Linked DNA regions of Mus musculus: regions 2, 3, 4 and 5 are each linked to region 1. The links are chromatin loops, found by intact Hi-C in ENCODE. Cell type or tissue: heart. All regions are shown on one strand.

Region 1 (5,000 bases):
GGCCCCGCTCCATGGGTTTTTTCCATTTTATGAAAGCTGACTTTGAATGTGCAGTTTGCACTTGAAGTGCTCTTGATGTTACAGACACTGAAAACATAGTCACGGAAGCTGTGACTGACCTGGGTCCATTTTACTCCGAAGCTAATTTTAGTTCTCCCTTCTCTCAAAAGACCAATTAAAGCACATTATTTTTTTAAAAAATCTGTGAAATCTTGTGGAGGAAAAGCATACCCAAGGTCCAAACACACCAATAAACATAATAAAGGAAGAAATAATGTTAGAACATTGCACAAAGAGATAGAACAAAAATGTCTTCAATAATCTTTGTGAAAGATAGCAAACAGAAGCAGGATTGTGGATAATATCACCCGAGGACTATCAGGAGATAAGTTGAGCGATTGATTGGCAGCCCAACACTTTCAACTGGAAATCAGCCCGTCCTGTCTTCCATGTGAATGTCATTTTCACATGTTGTCACTTTAGTCTTTTTAGATGACCCAGGAAGACAGCCATTGCGGATGTGCACGTTCCATTTTATAGTTAAGGAAATTGAAATTTTACCTGCTATCCCAAAGCTGGCAAGTGGCCAACTCAAGACCGGAAGTCACGTGTCCTGGGTGGTGGTGCATCACGGTAGCGGGAAGACTTGGGGTGTAGAGTGGCAGGCTTGGGTGAGAAAGGACCCCACTAACTGGCTTTTTGTCCCGAACTTGCTGACCACGTCCAACTTCCTGCGTAGCTTTTATCCATTTTACCCACGCAGCTGTGTATTGAAGAATGGACAGCTTGCTTCCTGGCAGTTTTTCTGCATCATACGTCTGTATACCGAGGATGCTGTGGAAAGTCGGCTCCCTTCACATACTCCAGGGGAGGTCGGAACTGTCATCACTATCTGGGAAAGGGATGCCAGGGGATTATTAAATGCTTAGTCGAAGAAGCTCTGGCAAGAATCTTCTAGAAATGATGGGAGCTGAGAACGGACATGCACGGTCTCTGATGAGGGGGGGACTGAAAAAAGGAGGTTGTGGACAAGTCCTATGGGAGCGTAGACCACACCGGAGTAGGGACCTGTCCACTTCCTCTTCTTTGTAGTTCTTTCTTGACTCAAAGTGCCTGCCTCGTCTTCCTTATGAACAGATAGCCCCGGCTTCAGTGACTGGTTCAGCCTCAGAAGCTCAGAGGTAGCTAAGCAAAGGAGAAGTCATTGAGATGAGAAAACTCTAAGCCTGAGACCCCGGGGAACCTGAGGAACCAGTTACCACATCTTGCGAGGAGGGGATCTCTTCAGTTCCCCACCTCTGGCCTGGCTTTGTTTTCATGCTCAGTTCTGATTCTCCCAGAAGGTCTTACCCTCGGCTAGTGCCACAGACCTATTGGTTTTAAGAGAGATGGGATCTGGTCCCAGCCTCATCCGTTACTTACTGTGTGACTTTGAACAAAACAAACCAAGAAACTCACTCTCCCTCTACAGGCCTCTGCGTGTCCCCTGAAGGGGCTGAAGTCTCTGGCCTCCACAAACTGGTTTCGGGTTGGACCCTGTATCTGAGGATAATTTTTCTTGGCCGGTTCACTGCCATCAGCTGGCACCTTCCTTGACCTGAGCCACCGGGTGAACTTCCTGCATGGAGAATCAAGCACAGAGTCTGAAGGTTCTACCCAATCCCATGACGCTGGAGAGTTTTTTACTTCGCGTGCGTCACTTTTTTTTTCAATCCCCAAAAGGGAGACTAGATCCGCTCACCCGTGCGGTGTGAGGAGGCTGCTAGAAGTCCTTGCTGAGCCAGCCTTGCCTCCTGGAGAGCCGCACAAACAGGTCCCCAGCAGAGATCGCTTGCTCTGCCAATAATCCCAGAGCTCCACTTCTGGATACTGCTAGATACACTTGGCCTTTCCTTAGGATGGTCATTTCCTTAAAGGGACGGAAAGATGTCGCTAAGAGGGACCCAACTCCAGCAGAGCAGAGAGACTGCTAGCGATAGGACTAACTTCTCCCATCCTGGGGAGAGGGGGTCGAAGGGCCGCCCCAGTTAGCACCTGCGCGCGGCTCCACAGCGACCTCCAGCGGCCATCATGTCAAACTGCAGCTCCCAAGTTTTTTGTTTTTTGTTTTTTTGTTTTTTGTTTTTTTGCCGCCCCCTCCCTCCCCCACGCTCTAGGGTTGGCAGTCTAGCCTCTCAAGTCAGACCCCGGAATCCCAGACCGAGTCTCTATAGGCTCCTCTTCCATAGTACTCACAGTGAGGGTGCGTGTCACCAAAGCACACACAACAGTTGGAACTCTCCCACGGCTACCGCATCACTTCCTAGATGTCGGGTTCCAAGGTTCTGCGCTGGTCTTACATTCTGTGTAAGGACTTCAGGCCATTCACAACCTGATTGACAACTGAACAAAAGTCATTATCTAGCCCAATCCTGGACTTAACCCTGGTGATCTCAGGCTAAGCGATTGGGTTGAGATTTGAACACAGTCTGGCTTCAGAGCTCACAGGACTTATCTCCCCCTGCCCTCCCGCAACACAACACACACACACACACACACACACACACACACACACACACACACCATCAAAGATGTCAAAGACCTATTTGTGAAAACCTAGCTTTTTTAAACACATGGCCCTCCCTGTGTGTGTGTGTTTTCCTTCCACACTACAAACCTTTAAAAACAAAACACGAGGCAATGCATTTCTTTAAAGGATCCACAGGGACCTCTAGCGTTGCATTCTTGAATCAAAACTATAGGATCTGATACGGAAATGTGAGGACAACCTCAAACCAGCTCTTTGGGTAACTAACCTCTTCCATAAAATTAAAAAAAAAAAATCAAAAAATCACGTGTGCCTCACCTGTTTCTTGGTCTTGTAACTAGACTTAGAAAAAGAGCACCACGCATAAAATTAAATGCATTGAAGCTGTGACTCTTACTTCAAAAAGTACTAACATTATCAATTGGCATATGAAGTAAAGAAACAGGACTTGCCTATCTAGTATTTACTGAGTGTTCACTCTCTAAGGTAGCCTCCTATGTGTTTTTTATGTGTTAGTTTAGAAAAATAAACTATTTTAAGGAAGGCTCTCACTATGTAGACCAGGCTGACCCTGAACCCACGATTCTTCTGCCTCAGCCTTCAGTGTGCTGGGTAACTTGGATTCTTTCTACAAATAAGGAGGAAGGGATTGTATTATCCTCCATTTGGTGGCTGAAAACTCGGTTGCTCCCTCATCAGATGGCACTTGTTCAATGAGAACCACCCAGCTAAGGCTGAAACCAGCATTTGAACCTAGGCCCATGGCAGAGCCAGAACACTTGACTTTGAAATTAACTCTCCTTCTGCAAGGCTGCCTTCGGAAGGCTCACAGAGAGGATGCTGTTGGGACTCCCAATGCATGATGGTTTCTTCTCTGTTATCCCTAAGAGCAACCAACTGCAGGCAGGGTGCAAAATGATTTGAGTTTTGCTAATTTGTTCCTTGTCCTATGAAGTATTGTCCTTTACAGATGTACCAACATAGCTCAAAGAAATAAAGAGACAGATTCAAGACAACATGTCGTCTGCCCAGATCTGGTCAAGAATTGGGGCTCCTGCAGTCTATGTTCCTAACCTTAGGTGAGCTATGCCCTGCTAAGCTGTTTCACGGGCCCCACCATGGCCCTATGTGAGGACCTTCCTCCCTCGGCCCAAGGCTCCCCTGTCTTATTGGACTTCTCTAGGATTCTATGCACAGGTTCAAAAGCATGCAGCATAGGAAATGTCCACCCAACACAGACTCTGTCAGTCCAGAGTGCCTGTGTGGTTTTAGATGGGACTTCCAGTTTTTAAAATGGCTAGAAATATGTTTCTGTCTATGGCAGCTTGATCAAAATCAGGCAAAGATGAATCCAGGGTATGCAGACCATTAACAGATGACCCTTGGTGACCAAATAAGGAGTGTGTGCTAACTGACCTCAGTACATAGATATAACATGTTGGACTACCACTCTCAGAAGAAACTGATTTGTTCAATTGCCCTGCAATCATCCACCAAATATTTCTCTTTTATTTTTTTAAAATTGCATTTAGTGTATGTGTGCTTGCATGTGTATGTGATATAGATAGATAGATAGATAGATAGATAGATAGATAGATAGACAGACAGATAGATAGACAGACAGATAGGTGTTTATCTGTGTGTCTGTGTGCATGCCACCACACACACATAGGATAGATGCCAAGAAAGCCAACTAAGAGTTTATTGTGGAAGGACTGGAGACTTCAGCTAAGTAAAGTGAGTGCATATTATAAACACCCTCCAGAGTTTGAGTCTATGAGAATCTATGAGATTTTGGTTAATATTAGTGCTAAAGGCCTAAGCTGCAGATTACAGAGGGTCTCTGGACTAGACTGCCCACAGATTGCAAACAAGTTTAATGGGGAAGCCTAACTTAAATGTCTGTCCCTGCTGTGGAGAGATCTGTGTGTAGATTCGGGCTCACACATCAATTAAAAAAGCTAAATATGAGTTGGGATTGCCATGAAGAAAGAGAAGAACATTCTACACAAAGCGCATTCCAGGCAGATTGAAGAATTGAGGGTGAAAAAAACAGAAAAATGGAAGAAAGCCCAAACTAGCATTTACCAAAGTTCTCAAAGGCAAAGAAATAAATTTCAAGAAAAATAAATATGTTAAGAGGGAAATATTCAATTATGTAAATTTCCTTTGTGGAAAAATTTAAATCTACTGATATTAAAAACAATTTAAAGGGAAAACAGTTCTTACCAGGTGTCGACAACAAAAATTATTTACTGAAATAAATACATAATATTCACTAAAATCAATTTTTAAAAATTATCCCCAAGGGCTGGGTGGAAGGGTGTATACTTGGATGAGAAGGACCCTGGGTCCCACCCCGAGAGCCACCAGGAGGGAAATTAAAGTGATTCTCAGGACCACTGAACAACTAGCATAAGCTGACAATTCACAAAGAAGAAAAACAGCTGGCAGAACACCTTAAGAACTTTTA
Region 2 (5,000 bases), 190 kb before region 1:
GTCTACTTGTCTGTCTCTATACCAGAAGATGGAGAAGAGTGTTTACAAAACAATGACACAGGTGATGCTTCATAGACATAGTAATATACTCAACTCTCTGCTAGTATAGAAATCATGTGTGACCACACCTAGTTAGATAAAATAATTTTGTTGAGAGTTTTGTTAATAGTGTATTCTTAGTATGTAGAAAACTGCATGTACCAGGCAGTCAGTGGCTCATAGCTGAGTGAATGAGTGGAGTAAAAGCTGAGGGGACAGGGAAAACACAGTCTGGATAGGAAAGGCTTGGTAGTTGAAGTAGTTAGAAAAGATGTGGAGAAGCCGTGGGTTTAAGACAGAATTTGTAAGAAAAACTAATAGGATAGTTGACAGTGATAAAGTAATTTTGTTTATCTGTTGTGCCCCAAGCTCAGTATTTCCTTAAACTACCATGTTAGTAATTAGATAAGAGACCTTGTTCAGTGTAGTGAAGGCTAGTGAGAATTTAGTAAGTATTCAGCTGCTGAAAATATTTGTATAAGGTTTGGGTTTTTTCTGTTTTGTTGTTTTGTTTGTTTGATTTTTGTCCTGGGGAGGATTGTACTCACAGGCTCAAGCGTGTCAGGGAGTGCATTACTGACTGAGATATGGTCTTAGCTCTTGATGTATACTGTTTTGTTTTGCATTTTTGGAGTCATGGTCTCATGCTGTAGGCCAGGAAACCCCTGTGTAGTTAACAGGCTGGTCTCAGACTTGGCAGCGCTCTCCTAACCTCAGCCTCTTGGGTGTTAGGTCTCTAGCATGAGCTCTCATGTTGGTTTCCTTGTCTACTTAAAAATAGGACTATGATGCCTGTCAAGGTGGCTCTGTGTTAAGAGTGTTTGCTGAAAAGACTGATGACCTGAGTTCAATTCCTTCCACCTGGTGGAAGGAGAAAAGTGACTGTTGCAAGTTGTCACATGCAAAGGACACACACTAAATGAATAAACAAGTAAAATACGTTTAAATTTAAATGGGGTTTGTGAGATAGCTTGTTGAAGTACCCTGTGATGTGGTTCCTACCTAGGCACAAATTTTGTTCATCCCGTTCTTCCCAGGGAGAGGCAATGATCAGACACTCTCTTGTAAATACCCTAGAGTGAACAGACCTGTCCACTTTTCTTTCCCAAAGAGAATTGCCTTGTTCAAAAAGTCTGTAGTGCTGCATTTGAGAATTAGAGTTAGTGGTGTTAACGTCTACACATGTGAACCCTAAAATAACCATATCCATATCCATTCAAAGAGTGATTCGAAGTGGTTGTTTTCTTTCTCTCAACTTTTGTTTTTTGAAATTAAAATTACACCATTTTCTTCCCTCAGACTCCTCCCATGCACCTTTTGTGCTCTCCCAAATTCATGGCCTTTCCCTTTAATGTTTTTTTCATTTGTTTTAGACAATTTTTGGTCTATAACTGACCTACTTCCATGTACATGCACATAAGTCTAGCTGAAAAACATCCTTTCAAAATAGCTATTTTGGAAAGGGCATACAGTGTTTTAATTTTGCCTGTTATTACAGTTGCCTTTGAGATAGTGCAAAGTTTTAAGTTTTAAGTCTACTCACTGGTACTAGGAGTTGATTGTGGCTTCTGAATACACTGTGTAGTGTAATGTGATTGGGCATTAATTAAATAAGTATCAACTATAAAGTAAGATTTTATAAAATTGTAGCTGACTTTAAAGTAGTTTAAAAGTACTACTTTTACAACATCTCAGCAAATATTGGGAATATGTACACATGTACACATTTTCAGGTAATTTATCAGATGTCAAATTTTAAAAGAGTATATAGTATTAGGAAAACAAAATGATAATATTAGAAGTTACTTTAGCACAACTTTGGGAGAACAGTGTAATACATTGAATTTGAAATGTTTGCACTGTTTAACTGAAATCCGTTATCACTAGTCATTTGTTTATAGAATTAGTTTAAGCTATCAGGGAAAGATATATAAACAGTACTACTTCTTGAAGCTCGGATGTTAGTGGAAGTAGAAATAATTCAATAGAGCATAATATGTTGTTTTAACACACCAGAAATGAGAGCTATGTGTATGATGACTTCTTTTTTTAAAAAGGAGATGTAAAATACATGTATGGCATAAGATGAAAATTTATGTATCTAAGTCACATGTATCAGGAAAACCTGGGAAAGTAAATACTAAATGTAACAGGAATAGGACAGTTTCTTATGTTTTAGACTTATCTGGTTGTTTTATGCTGAGTATCTTTCAAAAACAGTAACCAAATCTATTTTAAAGCCAGACATTATTATCGAATCACTTTATAGCTGTCTTTTTCCTTTTTAAAAAAATTATTTTTAGTTAAGTGTATGTGTGTGGGTTTGTGCCTGTGAGTGCAGGTGTGCACAGAGGTCAGAGGCAGTGGAGCTCTTGGGGCTGGAGTTTAGGTGGTTGTGAAGTCTATGTGCCAAGCTCCTCATTAGCCTCATACAACTATGTTTTTTATTGCTTTAAGCTGACTTTTGTCGTACAAACCAGAGTTATTTATATTTTTGATTAGCCAACGATTCCTAGGACTTGTGATTTCTTGCTCAGTTATTTTTTCATGCCTTCAAGATGACAATCAGTTGATGTTTTTTAGTCTGTTAGCCTTGACTGCACACTTCATCCTGTAGGTGGTGCTCGTGGTTTTTGGTGTTCTTTTGTGCTACTTCTATCTCAACATTTTCCTAATCTGGGAAATCATTTAATACCCACTGTTGTTAATAGAATGCTTATCTTTTATGTAACTCTTGAAAAATCAGTATTTACTATTTAAAGAAATATTTGTAGCAGAAAATAATCTGTATTAAATTTTTTTTTGTAGAGTTTATTTTGCATTTTACTTGTCTACTTAACTACTTAGTGTAATATTGGAAATTTTTATTTTAATTCTGAATTTTACTAGCCAACTCCTCAAAATTCCCCAAGTCTAGCAGAACTAAATTATCACAATGAGTTCTTTTTTAAGTCCTCCCTTCCCTTCTCTTTGTGTGTGACTCTCACTCTTCTCTCTCCCTTTTTTCTCATCTGTCAAGTTCAAGAGCAGCTCAGATGCCATGAATTAAGTGAAGCACAAAAGAGAGAAAGGAGACCCTTTTGAAGAACAAAGGCCTCCCATTAGGCTGCCATGTTCTTTTCTGACCAAAAGTGCACCCTGCATGGTTCCTATTGTTGTCCACATGCCCTGCACATACGGTAAATACAGTAGATCCTCATTACCTCACGTTTTCCTCCCCTTCCTCCTATGCCACACACAACCAGTGCAGCTTTAGGTCTTTGATATCTTTAGGCATTCTTAATACAGATGCTTTATATCCTTTTAAAAACTACAGGGGAAGAAATGGAAGTGGAGAACAGGCACACCAAGTAAAACCCCACAAGAAGGGAAAATTAGCTGTTAGATAAGCTGCAACCCAAGAGCCAGGGCAGGTGGAGGAACCAAAGACTTATGGTGTTATTCTGCTCTGTGCTAGTTAGCATCCTGGCTTTTAAAGTTACAACTTTGATTTATATGGACTATGGATTAGTTATTCTTCTCTTTGTCCATGCGACAGAACAGACAAGCGGGACAAATTGAGTTGCTGAGTGCAGTCTTTAAATGAGAGCTTGTTGGTAATCTGCATGCTTGCCTTTGCTGTCATGTACGTGACTTATCCATAGGTTCATTGCTCTGTTTTCATTGGAAATGAACTGCATTACCTATAGGTTACTACTCGTGTTCTCATTGGAATTGAACTGAATTATCTGTAGGTTTATTATTCTTGTGTTTTCATTAGAATTGACCTAAATCTTCTATAGGTTTGTTATTCTGTATTTTCATTGGAATTGAACTGTGGACTGGGGGAAAAAAAGTTTTAAGTGGTAAATAGAGTAAACTGTGCAGAGCTTGGTTGTTTACATTTTTTTGAGGCAGGGTCTCATGTAGCTCACATTGGCTTTGAACTCACGCTGTAGCTGAGGATGACCCGGATACCTGATGTACCTTTACTTCCTAGTTGCCAAGGTTATAGATGTGTGCAGCAACCCTACCTGGCCAGAAGTTGCTGAAAGTTCATGTTGTATGCATTTGAGATTAGTCTGTACAGTTGTTTTAATGTTGCTGGAAACGCCCGTGGTACTTAACTTACAAAGGAGTGTGTGGTTCTTGATATTTGCTCACAGTTAACTATGGAGGAAAAGACTGTCATTACCAAGCATGTCGAAGTAGCTAAAGGCCTCCTTATTGTACAGCAAACATGGAGTCCTGACGACTAGAGGTTTGGGTATTGGTTTTATTTTTATTCTTTGAAAGAAATTTGACAGTTTTTTGGTATTGTTAAGGAGAAAAGAGATGGAAAGAATGCCAGAGGAGAAAGGATGTACTTTTACTGTAATTTTAAATAAAAACATTTGTTTTGATGTAGGAAAGAGTGAGAACCGACCTTTCGGCAGCATGTGCTTTCTTTCTGTAAGACTGAGCTGACGACAAGCAGTTTGTGGCAGCGCTTACAGGCTGTCTTGAACTCACTGTGGATTATGGGGCTGCCCTTTTAGGATTATAGATATGATTTAGTGAGGTTAAAAAGAACATTAAATAAACCTTTTCTAGAAATAGTGACATTTTATTTTGAAATTTTCATGAGATGAAATTGATGTTCTGGCTTCTTTTTCTACTTGACATTCATATTAAAAATACCTAACATTTAACTTTTTTTGCCCTAAAATTTTTTCACTAATATTGAAACCTGGCTTAATGCGTGTGATTGTAATTGTGTGTGTGTGTGTGTGTGTGTGTGTTTGAGAGAGAGAGAGAGAGAGAGAGAGAGAGAGAGAGAGAGAGAGAGAGAGAGAAGGAGAGAGAAATATTTGAAAAAAATGTGTTTGAGAGAGAGAGAGAAATATTTGAAAAAAATATTTGACCTTACTTAGATGCTTTTTAGGAATAATGAATAGTTTCATGTTTTGAGGGTACAGTAGTCAGCAAGAATCCTTCAGATT
Region 3 (5,000 bases), 79 kb before region 1:
CAAGGAGAGGAGCCTGCCAGAAGACCCAAGAGCAGGGCTGGGGTGGAAGAGCAAGGGTGGCTCTCCCTTTAGAGAGTCCAGGGATGACGTTCTGTGTTCAGTGCTCTGGAACTGAAGAAGACAAATGTGGCAAGTGAGAGAACCATCCTCGTCATGAAATGGTGGCTGGGAAATGAATAAACTGAGGGGGGCTTTGTCCTCTGTCCTTCACAAGTGACATCAGCAGGTGAAGCCCGTGAGGGAGAAATGCCCTGGCTGTTAGCGAGGGGCCAGGGTCTGCATATGCAGGGCATCATAGGTGTCCTTGGTGGCAGTGCTGAGACCCTGGTGAAAGCAAGTGACAGAAGGGTGAACAGGAGCTCACAGGTACAAGCTTACTCTCTGTAGCTCATCCACGGTCCCTTCAGGAGCCCAAGAGGATCCCTTCACGTCCCAGGTGGGAATCTTGCCTGAGAATGCTGACAGAAAGATTGGTTCTTTGTCCTGCTACAAATGACTCAAGCAAGTCTTTTCCCAGCTTGATTCTCTACTTTTCTCAACTCAGACACCGTGCCCTGCAGCACACAGGGCCCATCAGATTCCCATCTGACCAAAGAGGAAGGTGGCTTCCCCATGTCACACACTGAGCTGGGACCCAGGAGGTGCCAGACAATGTGCTACCTGGACCCACAGAGAGTCTGGACTAGTCACAGGGAAAGTGGTCCCTCTTTAACTCAGTCCTTCTCCGGGAGCTTCCGGGCTCTGGCCACTGTGGAATGTATATTCAGGCAAAGCTGGCCCCAGTCTGGCTGGACAGCCTCTTCCTCCCTATCCCAGCAACAGGAAATATGAAGTCACTAGGGAGCCCTTTTTAGGAAAGTAGGGTCTCTGCACGTTGTTTGCATAAATTACATAAACCAGGCACCTGATTACAATGTTTTCCTTTTGAAAGGTCCTTTTGATGTCTTTTTTTTTTTTATTCAATCTTTCTGCCCACTTTTTGTTTGTTTGTTTGTTTGTTTTTCGAGACAGGGTTTCTCTGTATAGCCCTGGCTGTCCTGGAACTCACTCTGTAGACCAGGCTAGCCTCGAACTCAGAAATCCGCCTGTCTCTGCCTCCCAAGTGCTGGGATTAAAGGCATGGACCACCACTGCCCAGCCTTTCTGCCCACTCTTAGTCTTGCAATTGGGGAGGGGGGAGCAGAACTAAGCTAGCCCAGGAGGCAAAGGAAACAGTCAGCTGTAGAGAATCCTTTACGTTTCTTGCCTGCACCTCTTGGGGCTCCCTTCCCACCTCCCTAGATAGCTGCTTTTGTCTGCTATATACAAATGATGTGTCGCTTCCACAGCTGAGTCCCAACCAAGCTGTAGAGCCATAGTGGCCGTGGAGTGACCTCCAGTCCACTTGTGTGCCCTGGGCTTGCGTGTCCTGTCTGTTGACAAAGGCCTGTGCCACCAGCAGACTACAGTAGCTTCAGCTCTACCCCTTTTGTGCCGCCCAGGGTGGGCGCCGGCCACTCTCACCTGGTAAAGGCCATCGTGCCCCTTGCCTCTCCGCCTCTGAAAGGAGATTAGAGAGGAAGAGAGTCAGTTGTAGCACCCTTGCTCAACTGCCCCTACTCAAGGGATCAGAAGGGACGGCTTCCTAACCAGCAACCCCTCTCCCTGGTAGAGCATTGCCCAGGGCCCCATACTCAGAACTCAATGCTCTAGCCTAGATATTTTCAAGTTCTTACAAAATCATCAATAAACAAGGGGCCATACACTTTCATTCCCCCCCCCCCCGGGACCCCATGTCAGCACGCAGTAAGCACACAACAGTACTATATAAACAGCGACACTACTTGAAAAGGTTCGATCCGCTTCCAGCAGGGCTTAGCACAGGCTCTAGGTTTGCCTTTGAGACCTGACACCTCAGTCCATCCTTAGTCCCATGTACTGTCCGGCAGTACCTATGCTCATGGCTGCCGTCACATGGGCTTGTCTTAGTTGAAGGAGGAATGGATGGGAAAGGAAGACTTCGTACCAGAAGGAACCTGCCTGCCTAGGGCTTCAAGGAAGAGCAGCGCTCACCTCGCCTTTTGTGCCGATCTCACTGTAGGCTTCTGCCATCTTGTCTTTCTGCAGTGCCTACAGGAAGAGAAGAGGTGACACATTCTCTTCTTAACCAACACAGAGAGAGCATTCCCTCAGAAGCCTCCGGGTGCCCAGGCTGCCAGGCTCCAGTTGCCAGGGCTCCACGCCTTAGGCATACAAACATTGCTGCCCACAACCCTGACTTTGAAATCTTCCCTGATCTACCGGATCTATACATTGAGCGATTCACATTAGATGCAGGAAAATGGGATTTAGAACTGTAAACCAAGACAGGGAGATTGGACAATATAAGGGCTCAGGGGGAGCAAAGAGTCATTTATTTGAACAAGCCATCTCTTCATAGCTGATACCACAGGCTGTGGATCAGCCAATCGCAGTGCTATACCAACAGCGGCAAGGAGCACCTTGGTGGTCTGAAACTAGTTTCACACCACTGTGGTGGGGGTGAACTTTACAATGAGAGAAAGTGTTCAGAATACTCCAGCCCTCGGGATGAGCGTCCTCTCAAGACAAGCCGGCTCCACACTCCTACCCAGCGTAGCCTGCAGCTTCTGCCCAGTTCCCCAAGCACAGGCTCAGGGCCCACAGAACAGCAAGAAAAAGGCAGAGGAAATGAGGTGCTGTGACCCTGCCCAGCATAAGAGGATGTTCTAAAGCTACCAGCAGGTGGCACATGGCCACCCAGGGAAGGCATGGACTAGCCTGGACAGAAAGCACCTCTGCCAGCCCTCTTCCATCTGTCTAGGGTGAATGGTGAACTCTCCCATACTTACATTGTATACGCCTTCCTGGGGGTTCCTCCTCCTCTGCTGGGGAATAGAAAGGCGCAGAGATGAGCTTGAGAGAATCCAGGCTGGCAAGTGTAATGACCTCATGCTGCCTGGCCTGCTACCCCCTGCCCTATGGCTCAGCTATCAATCTCCATATTGCCCAAGCCTTGCTCAGGTCGCCCTTGGTCCGTCCCACACACCTCTGGGCAGGGACTCTACAATGCATACCTACCACACTTCATACTCCCACCTGGACATGTCTTAGGCTGCTGGTGATCTCTCAGCCCCCTTGCTCTCTCACGCCCTCACACGCACCATAAACAGAGACACGGGCTGGGTCACCTCATTCAGAGGCAGCCAGTCAGTGCTCTTCAGTGTTTCTGTGTTTCTGTGGCCACTCTTTGCCCTTCCCCATACCCTCCGGGTCCCGTGGAGAAGAGCTGAGGCTGGAGACTGAAATAGGAATGAGGAATTTTATTTCTTGCCATGCCCTCTAGCAACACCTAGGACTAAGAGGTCAGGGCCAAGTGGGCATGTCTGACCAGAAGCATTGAGGACACTGGGTAGCTTTGAGTAGCACTGACCTTACACTGGGATTTTTGTCCTGAGTCCTGCTATTAAGAGGCCTCTCGTGCATCGGAGGAGTCCCCCATCCCTTCCCCTCCCTACAGGGCACAGGCCCCTGGAGCCTGATGTGGCCATGTTCTAGAGGGGTATTCAGAATCCAGAATGCCTTCTCCACAGGCTTAGCCCTTCCTGTGTGTATCTTGACATCGTGTTGGCTAAGGCGCAGTAGAGGGGAGATGGACGTGAAGGCAAGGACGATCTGAGTACTGAGGTTCCTTCTGACGCAGAATGGAACCAAGAAGAAAGGGAAGGCACAACAGCAAGTGTCTGTCATCCTCTTGTCCCAGGCCAGAGTCCAATGCCCACCTGCTGCTATAGCCTCGAAGCCCACACACTCAGAAGCGGAGGAGCGCCCTACCTGTTTGCCTCCCATCTCTGGATCCCGAGCCCGCTTCTTCTCCAAGACGTCATATTCCTCTCTTCGCCCTAGATTGAGCTCCTAGAAGAGGAAACAGGACCTTGAGGAGAATGGGGTCACATTGACCAAAACTGGAGTTGGTTTCCCACCCGGTGGCTCAAAAAGAAACAAAGCAGCATAGGGGAAGTGAGGTATGTGGGTGGGGAAGGCACTGGCCTCTGCCTAAAGATCTGAGTTCAATCCCCAGGGCCCACATGGCAAAAGAGAAGTCCTCTGACCTTTATGTGTGCATCACGGTACACATACACACACACAAAGCACAATAAAAAGCAAATGTAATTTTTACATTTTATGTGTGTTATGTGTATGTGTGTGTGCCTGATGTATGCCTGTGCACCACATGCCTGCAGAAGAGGCATCAGATCCCCTGGGCTTGAGTTACAGATATTTGTGAGCCAGTAGGTGCAAGGCTGGGGGCAAGGCTGCGTCCTCTGCAAGAACACCAAGCACCCTTCACTATCTCTCCAGTTAAAGCATGGATCAAGGCAAGAAAGGTGGTGGGAACTGCTTCATCTTCAAGCTAGCGCCTCAGAAAACACCTGCTACCTTGCTGGCACATGGTGGGAACCCCCAAGTCACCATGTGCTGATCTAATAGGGTTAATGATACACTTTCATTAGCATGCGAAATGGAGGCACCTAGAGGGGAATCTCACAGACCAGAGCCCCACTGCGTTTCTGTGGGACCCTTCCCTCTGTGCTGTGGCCTCTTGCCTTTGCAAAATTGCTAGTGACTGAAAGTTCTCCTGAGGCAGGGCCATGCCATGCATCTCATTCTTAAAGCTCCTCGTCCTCATAGCAGCACTGAGGGGCAAGCAGGATTCCGCTCCAGTCAGGATTAGAAACCTGAGGCTCAAAGGCTTGCCACCCAGCCACCAGGCCAATAGCTTTGGACCAGACCTACAGCTTAACCTGACCTTGAAGTTTCCCTAGGTCCTAGGACAAGGCTTTCCAAGAAGGTCTGCAGAAGGGGGAACTTACATTGTAGAGCTGGTTGGGGTCCTGCAGGTTGGCAGCAGTCTCTGCACTCCTGCTGAACTGCAACAGAGCAGAGAGAATCAGAGCTCAGCACCACCTCCAAGGGGCCATCGGACTGGCTATAGTGCAGAG
Region 4 (5,000 bases), 110 kb before region 1:
TTAGAAAAGAACACATTTCATTTCAGCTTAGGGTTTCAGAGGCTGGGTTCATGGTAGTGATGCAAAGGAACAGCAGCGAGCTCACATTTAGATCTTCAAGTGGTAGCAAAAATTCTGGGAATGGAATAAGCTTTTGAATTCTCAAAGCCCACCCCCCAGTGACACACCTCCTCCAACAAGGCCACACCTCCTCATCCTTCCCAACCGTCCATCAACTGGATTTAAACATATATGCCTTTGCAATTATCCTGATTCAAGCTACAACTTTGAAGGAAGTGTGTGTGTGTGTGTGTGTGTGTGTGTGTGTGAGAGAGAGAGAGAGAGAGAGATACATGTTAAATAAATACATAAAAATGTCTACTTTAAATATTTTCAAAATTATAAAATCTGTCATTGTGAACTGAAGAATTTACTGCTTTCCTTTATTTCTGGAAGTAAACAATTTGAAGTCTTTTGTGTTCTTTTGGATTTTCATCTGTGGCTAATAAGGTTCCACTGTAGCTATAATGACTCCTGAAAATAATGTGTCCCTTTATTACCGTTCAGTCCTGAAACCCATTTTAGTAAACTTACATGATTAAGTGACAGTAAATTTTCAAGGATGAATAGTCAATCTCAAATCTTCACTCTTGGACAGTAGGTCAGCCTTCATATAGACCCTTATTTAGTCACTTCTGCCATTTGCATTAGAACATTATTCCTACATGGAAGAGACATGCTGTGGTCATGGGACTTAACTTTTCTTCCTTTTAGAATAATTGTAGATCACTGTCATGCTGCCAGACAGGCTTCAAAAGAAGGCTAATAATGCACTTATGTTCCTTTTGTTCTTGTTGCTCTGCTTCTATTTTATTTTAATGTTATTCCATGCTGCAACCTCTTTCCCTTTCCACTTAGTTCTTTGAGAAAGGTTTTCTCTGTGTATCCTTAGCTGATCTGAAACTCACTATGTACACCCAACTAGTCTGGAACTCACAGAAATCTCATGGCCTCTGCTTCCCAAGTGCTGGAATTAGAGGCATGTAGTGCCATACCTGGCTCTACAAAGTTGTTTATTTTTAATAATTAATTTTATTTTATGTACATTAGTAGTCTACCTACTGCATGTCTGTCTGTGTGAGGGTGTCAGAACCCTTGATACTAGAATTACAGTTGTGAGCTGCCTTGTGAGTGCTGGGAATTGAACCCAGGTCCTTTGGTTAAGAATATTCAGTGCTCTTCATCACCGAGCCATCTCTCTAGCCCCTCACAAAGGTTTTCTTTAAACTAAAAGGTTATGGGTTATTAAGTGGGAATGCTTTAATCATAAAATTTATGTCGTAACAAATCATAGCCATTAGATAACAGTTCTGTGTAGGTGATTGTTTTGTTTTGGAGGCTTAACTGTCATAGAAAGAGGGCAGGGTCTTATAAAACTGTAAAATATTTATTACAATAGTTCAAAAAATGCAAGATTGTTTTTAAAATCTTTTTCACTAGAGCTTGGAAGTATTGGGGCACATACTCTCTTTTTTATTAGTTCTTTGAGAACGTGAATATATTTTAGTTGTATTTTCCCCTTTCCCAACTCCTGCAGCTCCAAGTACACACGTACACACACACACACACACACACACACACACACTTGTCCCTTTTTTATTTTTTACCCATCAAGCCCACATTCCTGCATGTGTGGCCATCCACTAAGGTGTGACTGACTTACCAATGGCCACAACCTAAAACTGACTCTCCTGCTCCCAGCAGGTTCCAGTGCCAATAATTCCACAGCTAGGACGTGAACACCACCTCCCCGCTTCATGCTGGGATTCTGACTGGCTGGAGCTTGTGTGGGTTATGCGTACTGTCATAATCACTGTCAGGTCCTATGTGCGTGCTCTGCTGGGTCAGAAAAACTGCTCATCTACCTTCCCTAGCTCTTAAAACCATTCCTCCCCATCTTCTGCAGTGATTCCTAAACCTGAGGGAAAATGGGTATGATAGAGAGTCCCCTTTTAGGGCTGAGCATTCCTTAGTCCCCTGTTCTATGCACCATAAACAGTTGTGAGCCTATGTTAACCGCTTCAAAAAGGAGCTTCTCTGATGAAAGTCGAGAGGTGCACTAATCTACAATGTTGAATCTTTAGAGCTAGTTTAACATGTCCATTTAGCAGAGTAATACTAAGTTCTCGCCTTGGGCTTATGATCTGTCTAGCCACAGGTCCCTGGCCCCAGTAACGGTACACACTTTTAATCTCAGGTCTCAGGAGGAAGAAGCAGGTAGATGTTTGTATTGGAGACCAGCCTGGTTAAAACTGAGTTCTAGACCGGCCATAGCTACATAGTAAGGTTGTCTTTTTGTTTGGTTTGGTTTGGTTTTCGAAACAGTTTCTCTGTGTAGCACTGGCTTTCCTGAAACGCTCTGTAGACCAGGCTGCCCTTAAGTTCAAAGATTGTCTGCCTTTGCCTCCCAAGTGTTAGGATTAAATGGTAGTACCACTACACCTAGCTATAAGAGTGTAAGTCAGCCAGTTGGTGGTGGCACACAACCACCAGCACTTGGGAGGCTGAGGCAGGCAGATCTCTGAACTCAAGGATATCCAGGGCTACCCAGAGCAGCCCTGTTTCTAAAAAACCAATAAATAAATGGATGGGTGGGTGGGTGGGTAGGTGGGTAGATTCTCCCACAAAATCAAAAATAAAAACAATATAAGCTCTAATGCTATCAGATAGTTGTCTTGTTTAGGTGATATTTATGTTTAGGTATTGTTCTAGCTTATTTATAGTCTGTCTGACTAAACATTATTCAAATTTAAAAACTATTCAAGTTCTGATTATGCTATGTACATTTTTTCTTGTCTCACCTCTAGGTGGCAACCACTCCAAGCCTTGTGACAAGCAGTACGGCAACTACCCTCACAGTCAACCCTGTCCTCCCTTTAACCAGTGCTGCTGTGACTAATCTCTCTCTTACAGGTAAGCAGCAACCAGCTTACAGGCTAGTAAGCACAGTGCCAGTCAGGTTTCTGTGGAGAACTGCTAGGTCATGAAGGTTCTACGACCTAAGATGTGAGTTGGTTGTGGGGTGTTGTTTGTTTGTTTGTTTGCTTACTGTATGACTATGGCTCTAGGGAGGTTGCTGTGTGAACATAATCATAAGGACTAGAGTTCATATACAAAGTACACATTTAGACCCAAGTGGGCTTAGCAGCCCATCCATAACCCAGTGCTAGGGAAGCAGAGGAAGGGGCTCCCCAGAACAAACTGGGCTAACCAGATTGGCATGTTCCAGATTCAGTAAGAGACCCTGCCTTGATAACAGGGAATAAGCAAGGAGGACACTTATATCAATTTCAGGCCTCCACATGGACCTTACTACATACATGGCAACATATATGCTCCAACTCCATCACTTCGTGTTCATTCGTTCTCTCTCTCTCTCTCTCTCTCTCTCTCTCTCTCTCTCTCTCTCTCTCTCTCTCCCCTCCCCCCTCCCCCCTCCCCCTTCGTGTGTGTGTGTGTGTGTGTGTGTGTGTGTGTGTGTGTGTGTGTGTACCTGACCTTGAGCTGGGCACGTTAGTATTCACTTTTTTTTTTTTTTAAGACTGAGCCCTGGCTGACCTCCTGAGTGGACCACTCACTATGCAGACCAGCCTGGCTTTGAACTTAGATCCCATCTGCTTCTACCTTCTGAGTGCTAGGATTAAAGGTGTGTGTCACAACACCCAAACCCAGCTAAAAAAAAAGTATAAAAAGTTTTAAATCTGTTACCAAACTTTTAAAACACCTCCTTGGGGCTGGAGAGCTGGCTCAGCAGTTAAGAGCTCTAGCTGCTCTTTAGAGGACCTGAGTTCAATTCCCAGCAACCATGTGGTGGCTCACAACCATCTATAAGGGGATCTGATGCCCTCTTCTGCCCTGCGGATGTATATGCAGCAGAGCACTCATACATTAAATAAAGTAGAGAACTTCAGACCAATTTCCCTTATGAATATCGATGCAAAAATCCTCACTAAAGTTCTCGCTAACTGAATCCAAGAACACATCAAAACAATCATCCATCCTAACCAAGTAGGTTTCATCTCAGGGATGCAGAGATGGTTCAATATATGGAAATCCATCAACGTAATCCAGTATATAAACAAACTCAAAGACAAAAACCACATGATCATCTCGTTAGATGCTGAGAAAAACATTTGACAAAATCCAACACCCATTCATGATAAAAGTCTTGGAAAGATCAGGAATTCAAGGCCCATACCTAAACATGATAAAAGCAATCTACAGCAAACCAGTAGCCAACATCAAAGTAAATGGTGAGAAGCTGGAAGCAATCCCACTAAAATCAGGGACTAGACAAGGCTGCCCACTTTCTCCCTACCTATTCAACATTGTACTTGAAGTCCTAGCCAGAGAGCAATTAGACAACAAAAGGAGATCAGGGGGATACAAATTGGAAAGGAAGAAGTCAAAATATCACTTTTTGCAGATAATATGATAGTATATATAAGTGACCCTAAAAATTCCACCAAAGAACTCCTAAGCCTGATAAACAGCTTCAATGAAGTAGCTGGATATAAAATTAACTCAAACAAGTCAATGGCCTTTCTGTACACAAAGGATAAACAGGCTGAGAAAGAAATTAGGGAAACAACACCCTTCTCAATAGTCAGTCACAAATAATATAAAATACCTTGGCAAGACTCTAAGGAAGTGAAAGATCTGTATGATAAGAACTTCAAGTCTCTGAAGAAAGAAATTAAAGAAGATCTCAGAAGATGGAAAGATCTCCCATGTTCATGAATTGGCAGGATCAACATTGTAAAAATGGCTATCTTGCCAAAAGCAATCTACAGATTCAATGCAATCCCCATCAAAATTCCAACTCAATTCTTCAACGAATTAGAAAGAGCAATCTGCAAATTCTTCTGGAATAACAAAAAACCTAGGATAGCAAAAACTCTTCTCAAGGATAAAAGAACCTCTGGTGGAATCACCATGCCTGACCTAAAGCTGTACTACAG
Region 5 (5,000 bases), 580 kb before region 1:
ACACTCGCCTTGCACTGGTTAGGCTACGTGCCAGTATCCCATGTGGCTTGGATACTAGAAGCTGGCTAGGAGCAAAGAGGGAATGAAGAAAGGATAGACACACATACAGTAATGCCTGGGTCCTGATGGATTTCCATACTGTTGAAGGCTAGAAGTCTAAAATCAAGAGGCTAGGAAATTTGGTTTCTGTGAGAGCTCTGTTCCCCCTGTTTGTTGATTTATCGTCTTCCTGTGCCCTAGCTTTTCCTCAGTGAATTCTCAAGAGGAGAGAGGGAGAGGAGAGGGAGAGAGAGAGAGGGAGAGAGGGAGAGAGAGAGGGGGAGAGAGAGAGAGAGAGAGAGAGAGAGAGAGAGAGAGAGAGAGAGAGAGAGAGAATTCCTAGGAGTCAGTGCTGTCCTCCCACCATGGAATCCAACTATCAAACTCAAGTTTCCAGGCTTGTAATTTATCCATGGAGCCATCTTGCCCACCTAAGTCATGATGCTTTCACACATTATTAATTAGTAATATTAAACCAGTCTTAGTCTGCACTCCTATGAGATGATAGACTCAAGAGTGTGTGTATGATTATTTTTTTAAGGACACTGTGCTGGTTGGACTTTTGTCAACTTACATCAAACCTAGAGATGTCTAGAAAGAGAAACCTCCATTGAAAAATGTCTGCATCAGATTGCCTATAGGCATATCTGTACGACATTTTCTTGATTAATGATTGATATAGGAGGGAGGTCCCAGCCTGTCGTGGATAGTGCCACTCCTGGGCAGGTGCTTCTGGGGGGGATATAAGAAAGCAGACTGAGCAATCCATGAGGAGCAAGGCTTTAAGCAGCATTTCTCCATGGTTTCTGCTTCAGTTCCTGTAGGGGGCACAGAAAAAGTGTGAGCACAGTCTGTAATGTTAAGCACACAGGGTTGTTCCTCCAAGGGAAGGAAAGCAAAACCTGTTATCCACACAGAAGGCCAGGAACAGACATGTTTACTACCCTAGTGACCTAGGCTCTACTGTGTGGCTAGAGACTCTTCCAGCACCGGACCTTCCCCAGACCCTTTGCATAAATTTGTTTTTCTCGGTAAATCTGTCGAACCTGCCTTGATGGATTTTACAAAGAGTTTCAATGTAGTCCTGTCTGATCTGTATTTAGTTTACTTTGCTCCTTAAAGAAATGTATGTATGTGTATATTTTGTTGTGGACACAGGATTGAGTTAATTATCAGCAGAATAAATTTTTTTTTTTTTACCAAATTTATGCTGTGCTTAAATGTGCCTAAAATAAATTAGGGGTCAAACTTTCCTGCTAGCCCAAGGGTAATGGACCAGTGAGCATGGGCTGATGTCTCCAAAACTGTGAGACAAAAATCATATTTGGCTTTTAAGTATGAGGTGTTTGGTGCAGTATCAGAAAGCTGATTAATACACAAATTGTAAGCACAGACCCTTTGGTCTCCCTAGACAAATTCTGTGAAGTCAATCTCAAAAGCATCTTTCTGTCCTGCTTCTCACTATGGGAGCCTGGCAGCCAGCACCTCCTTGGTCCTACCTGGGAGTAAAAACACCACCATCTGCAGTGAAGCTGAGCAGATGGCTTCAGGAGCTCCAGGGAAAGGGAAAGTTGTCCCTGGATGTGATAATGAATGATATTTATGAGACCTTTAAAAAACCTGTTTCAAGTGTGCGTTATTAAACTGCACCTGTTGGGAAAGAGCCCTTTCCTGCCTCTGCAACCTTTGCAGCGAGCTAAAACTGGAATCTGGAGGAAGCAGTAAACACTGTGAGCATTGCTTACCATGTGGCTGGGAGCTACAAGGTGCTACACGTGCCCTGTGTGGTGATGGCCACTCATTCAGAAGGCATTTGGCACTGTGGCAGGGGCTTGGGGGATGTCCCAAGCTTTCAAACTGGCACGGGAATTGCTCGTAATGTGGGGAGACTCTGCTGGAAGCAGAATGAGCTTCTAAAATCACCTCCCAGAGAAGAAAAAAACAAAACAAAACAAAAACAAAAACAAAACAAACAAACAAACAAAAAACCAAAAAAACCCTTGTTGGCCTAGAAAAATGAATCGCTATCTGGTGTTCCCAAGGAAAATCTGACCTTGGGGAAGAAACCTGGGAAATGAGGTTTACAAGATTTGGTCAAGGCTCATTGGCCAAAATCGGGGTGGGGGTGGGGCAGTTTGCTGCCTGGAGTCACAGCTGTGATTACCCCGACCAGCGTTACCATCCACCTGCTCCTGAGTTTACTGTGTCCTTGGGAGCTGGGATTGCCCCAGAACAGGAGTCAGTCTTACATCTCGCATTGCCTTACTGCATGATTTGTTTTTTTTTTAATTGGGTTGCTTCTATACAGAGGTCTTCTGCGATGTTTATTATATTGTCTGCCAAAAAGAAAAAGCTGTCCTGAGGCAGGAGTTAGGAGGTTAGCAGGTATTTCCTAAAAGGACTGGCAGAGACAAACCGTTTCCTGGTCCACAGTCCAGTGCTGGATAAACAGGAGACTTCAGGCACACGGCTCCGACTAGGCTAGCTGCTCGGCGGCCACCAGGGGGCGATGCTTCCTCACCTTTGCTCCAGGCTGTTCAGCCGCTAGCCAGAATCATAGCTCTCAGAAGCCAAATGGCTCCAAGGGCCACCAGGCGTCTCAGCTGAGACTCTAGGAAGCCCTGGCCTTTGGACACATCAGACAATCCAAAGATGATTTTTTTTTTTTTAGTCTTTCCAAAAGTAACATTTCTAAACTTGTACTCAAAACTGAATTCTGCAGGAAGAAATCAAACAATTATTTGTATTTGGGAACAACCTGGAATCGGCTTTAGTCAGCTGAGTGATGAAGACAGGGGAGGCCTTACATATGTTGTCCCTCATGGTGGTGGGAAATAGCAGAAACCTTTGAGAGGGCTCCTTCTCACCAGGCCCATGAATAATGATAACAGGTACTGAATGCCTACCTAAAGCCCGAGCCATGCATTGCTCCCGTTAACCCAAACTGTACCACACTGGATTTAAATTCTGTTCTCTTATGTTCCATCACGTTTAGTTGCCCAGGGTTACAGAATGACTGACAGACACAAGGTGGGGTGTCGCGCCTGCTCTCGACCAGCAAGAACGATGCGACCACCAGTCCTTCTAACAGCAGTTTATTCAGTCTTCATCTTTCTTCTTTCTCTTCATCAGTACCGTTCCCCAGCTGAAGAGTTCTGAATCCACGCCAGATCCTTCTCAACAGTCTGTTTTACGGGAACCTTTATTAACCGCTCCTTCCCAGTGATGCAGTTCTGAATCCTCCCTGTAGCAGGGGGTCTTCGCTCATGCCTGAAGATGTTTCTTTTCCCGGGTTTCAGCACCAACTGTCGCGCGCGCCCCCAACAGGCCAGGAAGAACGACGCTGCTACAGGATCCTTCTGCACACGTTTATTCAGTCCTGTTTCTTCTTTCTCTATATATCTCCCTTGTTTATATCTCCCCTGTTTATATCTCCCTTGTTTTTATATCTCCCCTGCTTATATCTCCCTTGTTTATATCTCCCAATAATAACAATCCTCTCTAGAATAACAATCCTCCCTCTAACCCGGGCCTCTCACTCTTTTATACTCTCAGTTCCCATCCACACACAGCAGGCCACGCCACCTCACCAGGCACGCAGCTTCAGCTAATCAGGGCAGCAGGGGCAAATCTCCACCAAATTGGATTCACCTGTATCCTGGTACACCTGCGCAGCACTCAAGATGTTTGTGTCTTGTGTGAGGAAGTCAGGTGCAAGTCATATGACTTAGCTGCAGTCCCTGGCGCCTTTGGGACTGCCGCCACACCCGCTCCCCACAATTCCCCCTTTTTTCTTTTTTGGCAGAGAGAATGTCTGTAGATAGCCCCCAGCAGCCATGCCCCTTACCCGTCCTTGGGTGACAAACAGCATTGGTTTGATCCCTGTCTTAGGTTGGTGACATGCCCAGGGAGTCTTATCACTGACTACCTCTTAATCATGCCAAGCCACTCCTGGGGAGATTGTGTTTTGCTTGTGGCAGGTGCATCAAAAGGCCAGGATGTTGATTAATCTATGGCCAGATCTTAATTGCTGCAAGCAAGCCTCATGGGTGAAGGTAGAGGTCTGATCCCCAGTGTGCAAGCATAGGGGCCCTACACAAAACCATCCCTTAGGCTCATCACCCAGAGAGGTCTTGGCCAGCTCCCGTGTCATTTTTCCTGAGGGAAGGGAACTAGGACACTGAACCTTCATGCAATCAGACATGCCTTCCACAGGATGCCAACAGCAAGCTATCCTCTGTGCAGTGCTTAGCCTCGCACCCCACGGCATAACGCAGCATAATTTCTTTTAGAGCGGCAAACCGAATCTGAGGAGATTGTCCCGCCTCCACTGCAGCAAAAGCCTATGCTACCATGGCGAAAGTGCGGGCCGCACACTCTGCACCTAACACATGTGCCAAACACAAAACACACACACACTATAACAAGCATACATCCCAGGGCTCTCATCCCCGCTCATCTTCCCTGAAGCAAGGGATAGATGGCCAGAGGGGCTATATCTTTAAGGGAAATTCAGGGATCAAAAAGGCATGGAAAAATGTGAACGTCATGTCGAGCTGGTATCGGCTTCTGGAACACTGAAAGGATCTCCCATCTTGGCTCCATCGTTTGTGCTTGTGGGACCATCCACCACATCCACAGGGGCAACTGGATCAGGAGCCTCATTCTTGCAGCGTCTCACCAACCTCTCCAGCACCCAAAGAGGTTCCGTCTGGTCCTGTGGAAACACACAAACAGACCCTCTCGCCCACATCAACACCTGATCTGGTCGATCCTCTCCAAATCTCCGGACAGAAGGTCCACCTACAGGTGGCTGCTGAGGAGGCATAGGGAGGAGGCGCAGAAGCTAATTCGCCTTCCTCCTCCGCCTCAGCTCTTTTATTTTGTCCTTTCTGTCCACCTGATAACACTGTGTCTCCTTTCTTTTTCCTTTTTCTTTTTAAGCCCTTTTCCTCTTCTGA

Evidence for each region. Hi-C counts contacts between places; a loop is a spot of excess contacts. Peaks named below come from ENCODE experiments on the same cell type or tissue, not always from the same donor. Only the 100,000 strongest peaks of a DNase experiment are listed, where the experiment ranks them.
Region 2: a loop joins it to region 1, with 9 times the contacts of the local background. A loop is called at or near these places in 25 of 42 quality-filtered maps.
Region 3: it touches region 1 in a loop (6-fold over the local background); 28 of 42 quality-filtered maps call a loop at or near these places.
Region 4: it touches region 1 in a loop (9-fold over the local background); 6 of 42 quality-filtered maps call a loop at or near these places.
Region 5: it touches region 1 in a loop (4-fold over the local background); 21 of 42 quality-filtered maps call a loop at or near these places.

The regions. Positions count from the first base shown.
Region 1 is chr1:165,777,729-165,782,728 of GRCm38, reverse strand. It overlaps a transcript of Cd247 not described here. Among named protein-coding and RNA genes, the nearest start is that of Cd247, 8.5 kb to the left of the region's middle. In heart, CTCF peaks have their summits at 2,057 and 2,725; a DNase peak (open chromatin) is centred at 1,818; H3K4me3 peaks cover 1,293 bases; H3K27ac peaks cover 1,078 bases; H3K27me3 peaks cover 122 bases.
Region 2 is chr1:165,964,878-165,969,877 of GRCm38, reverse strand. All of the region lies in intron 1 of Pou2f1 (POU domain, class 2, transcription factor 1), which reads left to right. Among named protein-coding and RNA genes, the nearest start is that of Pou2f1, 35 kb to the left of the region's middle. In heart, a CTCF peak has its summit at 2,649; no DNase peak of the experiment used is centred here.
Region 3 is chr1:165,856,328-165,861,327 of GRCm38, reverse strand. It overlaps Cd247 (CD247 antigen), which reads right to left. Exons shown (of 8, transcript NM_001113391.2): 3 at 4,872-4,928; 4 at 3,832-3,912; 5 at 2,850-2,885; 6 at 2,053-2,109; 7 at 1,504-1,539; 8 at 1-324. The coding sequence ends at 259. Among named protein-coding and RNA genes, the nearest start is that of Gm32999, 9.7 kb to the right of the region's middle. In heart, a CTCF peak has its summit at 2,722 (motif pointing right); a DNase peak (open chromatin) is centred at 727; H3K27ac peaks cover 1,219 bases; H3K27me3 peaks cover 1,012 bases.
Region 4 is chr1:165,889,762-165,894,761 of GRCm38, reverse strand. It overlaps Pou2f1 (POU domain, class 2, transcription factor 1), which reads left to right. Exons shown (of 16, transcript NM_198932.3): 13 at 2,847-2,952. Among named protein-coding and RNA genes, the nearest start is that of Gm32999, 43 kb to the right of the region's middle. In heart, a CTCF peak has its summit at 2,831 (motif pointing right); no DNase peak of the experiment used is centred here.
Region 5 is chr1:166,357,908-166,362,907 of GRCm38, reverse strand. No RefSeq gene overlaps it. Among named protein-coding and RNA genes, the nearest start is that of Tada1, 19 kb to the left of the region's middle. In heart, a CTCF peak has its summit at 2,543 (motif pointing right); a DNase peak (open chromatin) is centred at 2,547.